Regions from separate parts of the Homo sapiens genome. Here region 1 is linked to region 2. The links are chromatin loops, found by intact Hi-C in ENCODE. Cell type or tissue: Caco-2. All regions are shown on one strand. Region 1 has its middle 9.9 kb from the start of COG2. Region 2 overlaps AGT (angiotensinogen).

Region 1 (2,500 bases), 76 kb after region 2:
GTTTTAACCTCAGTTACTGCCATCAGGCTTTCAGTCCCGCTACTCTAGGGAGACAGCTGTTTTTCAAGGTCATTTCAAGGTCACTCATAATCACCACTTTGCCAAATCCCATAAGTCATTCTCAGACCTCAGATTACTCAACCTGTCAGTCCCAATTGACACAGTAGTCCCTCTGTTTTTCTCAAAATGTTTCATTTTATTCACTTAGCTTCTGACTCTGCCTTTGTTTTCTGCCAGTCTTTGTTGGCTTGTCCTGACCTCAACTTTTCAGCACCAATGTGCTCCTGAACTCAGACCTGTTTTTGCTTAACTCAGAATCTCCCTCAAGGCAAAAATGAAGGCATGACTGGGCTATGTTCTCATCTGCAGGTTCAGCTGGGGAAGAATCTATTTCCAAACTCATTTAGATTTTTGGCAGAATTCATTTTCTTGCACCCATATGTCTGAGGGCCCCAGCCTCTTTTTGGCTATCTGTTGGAGTCTGCCCTCTGCTCCTAGAGGTCTCCTGCAGTTCCCTGCCATGAGACCTCTCCACAGTGGTTGTCAAGAAGCCCTTTGCTTCTTCAAAGTCAGCAGGAAAGCCTCTGATTCCAGTCAGCAAAAAAACAGACTTATGTAACATGGTGTACTTGTAGGAGGGACAACCCCTTACCTCACCATATTCTACTAGTTAGAAGCAAGTCTACGTCCTGTCTACTTTCAAAGGACATAACATAGGTCAGATATCAGATGGCCATCTTAAAATGCTGCCTAACACACCTTCCCTATCTCTACTCCCTGCACAGACAAGCTCTCCCAGCCTCAAGGCTTTAAGTAACACCTCTGTTCTAATGACTGTCACATTTCTGTCTCTAGCCTGGACCTCATTCCTGAACTCCTGACTTGTATATCCAACTGCCTACTTGTCACCTCCATGTGGATTTAACAGGCATCTCAAATTCAACACATCCAAAACCAGACTCCTGATTTCCTCTAACTTGCTCCTCCTGTAGTCTTTCCCATCTTGGTAAGCAGCAGCTTTATTGTTCCAGTGCCTCAGGCCAAAAATCTTAAAATCTTCCTAATCCTTATCTTGTTCACAGGATCCACGCATAATGCATCAACAAATTCTGTGTGTTTTGCCTTCAAAACACATACAGAATCTCACCACTTCTCCCCACCTGCCCATCTACTGCTCTAGTGCATGCCACTGTCATCGGTCATCTAGATCAGTGGTTCTCACCTGGGGAAGGTTTTGTCCACTCTTCTCCCCATGGGTTTTGGCAATGTCTGGAGACATCTTTGGTGGCACTACTGAGGGAAGGGTCACTACTGGCATCTAGTGGTTAAAGGCCAGGAGTGCTGCCAAACATCATACAACACACAGGGCAGCCTCTACAACAAAGAATTATCTGGCCTTAAATGTCAATGGTGCAGAGGCTGTGAAACCTGATCTAGATGAACGCAAGTAGCCTCTGAACTGTCTCCTTGCCTCTACCCTTGCTCATCCTCCTGCGAGTCTATACTCCACAAAGCAGCCTGAGGGATTCTTTTCAAATCTAAGCCAAGGCAGGCCTCTTCTCTGTTTGAAACCATACAATGGCTTCTCATTGGTCACAGAGGTAAGGGTCAATCCTAACAAAGGCCTTTGAGGACTTACGTGATCAGGACCCCACTACCTCTCTTCCCTGTCTCCTACCATTTCCCCTCTTGCTCCATTCCTATTGATCCCCATGCCTTTCTTCAAACACAATAGGCACGCTCCCATGTTCAGTTTGCTGTTTACTTTGTTTGGAATGCTTTTCTGCAGATATTACTGCTGCTCACACTTTTATTTTCTCCAGGTCTTTGCTCAAATAAGATAAACTTCCCTGACACAGCCTAATAAAATAGCAACCTGCTCCTGTAAACCTCCACCTGCCATGCCCCATACCCTGCTTTACCTTTTTTCCTAAAACTTATCAACTCCTAAGATAGATAGACTGATAGACAGAGAGATGAACAGATATATAGATGAATAGATAGATAGATGATAGATGGGTAGACGGATGGATACACAGATGATAGAGATAGATAGGTAGATGAATAGGTGCATAGATGGGTAGATGGTAGAGATAGATAAATAGATGATAGAGATAGGTAAGTAGGCAGATAGAAGACACATTAGATAGATATAAATGGATAGATGAAAGAGATGGATAGATATAGGTAGATGGTTGGATAGACAGATGATAGAGATGATAGGTAGATAGATAGATAGATAGATAGATAGATAGATAGATAGATACATAGATAGATAGATAATTTGTCTGCTTATAGTCTGACTGCCCCACTAAAATGGAAGCTCCATGGAGCCAAAAACTGTATCCTTCTTATTAACTATTCCATCTCTGGGGTCTAGTATGGTACCTGGCACATAGTAGGTGTTCCATAAATATTGAAGAATGACTAGTTTCCTTGTTTGTACTTTTGCCTTCATTCTAGCCATTCTCCACACAGCAGTCAAAGGATATTCTTAAAA
Region 2 (2,500 bases):
CTGCTGTCCACGGTGGTGGGCGTGTTCACAGCCCCAGGCCTGCACCTGAAGCAGCCGTTTGTGCAGGGCCTGGCTCTCTATACCCCTGTGGTCCTCCCACGCTCTCTGGACTTCACAGAACTGGATGTTGCTGCTGAGAAGATTGACAGGTTCATGCAGGCTGTGACAGGATGGAAGACTGGCTGCTCCCTGATGGGAGCCAGTGTGGACAGCACCCTGGCTTTCAACACCTACGTCCACTTCCAAGGTAAGGCAAACCTCTCTGCTGGCTCTGGCCCTAGGACTTAGTATCCAATGTGTAGCTGAGATCAGCCAGTCAGGCCTTGGAGATGGGCAGGGGGCAGCCCTGCGGACATACCTGGTGACCACCCTTGAGAAGTGGGGAAGTGGCTGCTCCGCTGGGTCCCTGGATGGGCCGTCCACCTCCTGGACCTGCTGCCCTACTATGTGCACGACTATACAACATCCTTTTTCTTACATCATTTAATCCCCTTATGATGTGGTGAAGAGGTATTTGTGCCTTTGTTTACCAGTGAAGAAATAGAGACTCGGAGAAACAAAGTGCCTTGCTCAAGATGGCACAGCCACCAGTGGGGGTCCTGGGATTGAAACCCACATCTCCTGGCCCCACAGCCCAGTTCTACACTCAGAAGGGTCAGGTTCATATCTCTTGAGAAGGTCAGGAACTGGGGTCCCTGGCCCATGCAGAAATAAGCAATTGGCTTGCTTAAATCCCTTTCATGTTAGGAGGGGCATTACTGAAAACCCTCTACTACAAAGATTGTTGATTTTTTTTTTTTTTTTTATTGAGACAGGGTCTTGTTCTGTCACCCAGGCTGCAGTGTAGTGGTGCCATCATTGCTCACTGTAGCCTTGAACTCCTGGCCTCAAGCGATCCTCCCACCTCTGCCTTCCAAAGTGTTGGGATTAAAGGTGTGAGCCACTGCACCCAGCCACAGATTGCTTAAAGCATTCATTTAACAAATACTTGTTGAGGATTTGCTACTTGTAAGACTTTAAGCCTGGCATCTCAGAGGAGGCCAGAGGAGGGCTGTATAGGCCCTGCCTCCAGGCTTTTAAAGGTCAATGGGCAAATGCCTAGGATTTGGAGCTGCAGGGAAACGTGCTCCACAAGGTAACTCAGGGAAGCCTCGGGGCTCTCAGAGGACAGAGGTCACTGGGGAGCGGAGAGCAGGCCTTGCCTGGCAGTGAGGGCAACAGGGCTGGTGAAGCTAGGAGCAAGCATGATGAGCCCAGCCTGCAGAGTTTGGGGCAAGGAACGAGGATGGGGCGGTTGGCTTGGCATGAGTGTTGAACCAGAAAATGGGCCTGGGGAGGGCAGAGCTGGAGACACTTTGAACGCCATGCTTGGTAGGTGTGGGAATGGGGACGCGTTCTGTTCAGAGGTCATCCCGGAAGCCTGCCGTGTGCAGACTGGAGGCAGGGAGGATTGTTTGAAGGTTACGCAAGAGTCCAGGCACACAGTCACGGGAACACGTGCTCAGGGAGCAGCTCGGCAAATCCATGGGTGGGGTGGGGCTGAGGGGTGTGTCTAAGAGACACTGAGGAGGCTCTGTCAAGATGTTAACCTCGTGAGGGACAGAGAGCCAGGCGGGAGGTGAAAGACAAGACTGTGGAGAAAGAGGTTCAGTGGCGCATAGTGATTTTTCTTACCACAACAACCTCCTTGAGGTCTTTCCCTTCGGGTTCAGGGAGAGGTGATAGATGGGGGGATTGCTCAGCCCTGGCACTGACTGGTCACAGGGGCAGAGGCCAGCCCGAGGGTTGCCCGGTTGAGGGTGGCAGCACACTGTGCAGGGCAGAGCAGGGACACATGGACTTAGCCTGCTGTCCCTAGGAGAAGTGCTGGGAGGAGCGCTCACTGAGAAGGAGGGTCCTGCAGAAGGCAAAGGCAAGAAAGCCAGTGGCATCTGAAATGGGTCTCCCTTCGAAAGAGAGCACATCCACCTGACCCAGACCGCAGAGCCAGGCCAGGAGGAAGAGGAGGAAGAATAAAAAAGCCAACCACATCGGGACTCAAAGGAAGCCCAGGATCCTCGCCGGCCTCCACCGCATGCTGCCCTGACCCTGCCCCACTTCCTAACTTTGCTGGCCTCAGTTTCCGTCAAAGGAGGCAGCCACTTCCTGCCCACATGGTCTGTCCAGTGAGGAGATCGGGGGCTGTCTCGGGACCTCTAGGTTTCCCTTTAGCAATGATGTTCTATTTACATGACCTCAGCAGGCAGCTAGATGTGTCCCACTAGAGAGGACCTGAGGATCTGGGGCCTGATGGGCTCCAGGGTACCGTCTGCCCAGTGCTTGCTGTGCTCCTGAGCATGGGGCGCTGGCCCTGGTGGTTTCCATGACACCAGGTCCTGACTTGACCTCGACAGATTTACCTAGCCTCCGGATGAGAATGGTGAGCTGTGCATGTCAGACGAGCAGAGGGAAGACGGCAGCCACTCTCATGTCAAATCCCAGCGTCTTTTGGGAGGCAGCT

The links. Hi-C counts contacts between places; a loop is a spot of excess contacts. Peaks named below come from ENCODE experiments on the same cell type or tissue, not always from the same donor. Only the 100,000 strongest peaks of a DNase experiment are listed, where the experiment ranks them.
Region 1: a loop joins it to region 2, with 6 times the contacts of the local background. A loop is called at or near these places in 9 of 110 quality-filtered maps.

What each region holds. Positions count from the first base shown.
Region 1 is chr1:230,631,287-230,633,786 of GRCh38, reverse strand. No RefSeq gene overlaps it. Among named protein-coding and RNA genes, the nearest start is that of COG2, 9.9 kb to the left of the region's middle. In Caco-2, a CTCF peak has its summit at 1,315 (motif pointing left); a DNase peak (open chromatin) is centred at 1,306.
Region 2 is chr1:230,707,742-230,710,241 of GRCh38, reverse strand. It overlaps AGT (angiotensinogen), which reads left to right. Exons shown (of 5, transcript NM_001384479.1): 2 at 1-247. Among named protein-coding and RNA genes, the nearest start is that of AGT, 5.1 kb to the left of the region's middle. RefSeq lists an enhancer at 794-1,615. In Caco-2, no CTCF peak of the experiment used is centred here; DNase peaks (open chromatin) are centred at 1,121 and 1,491; H3K4me3 peaks cover 446 bases.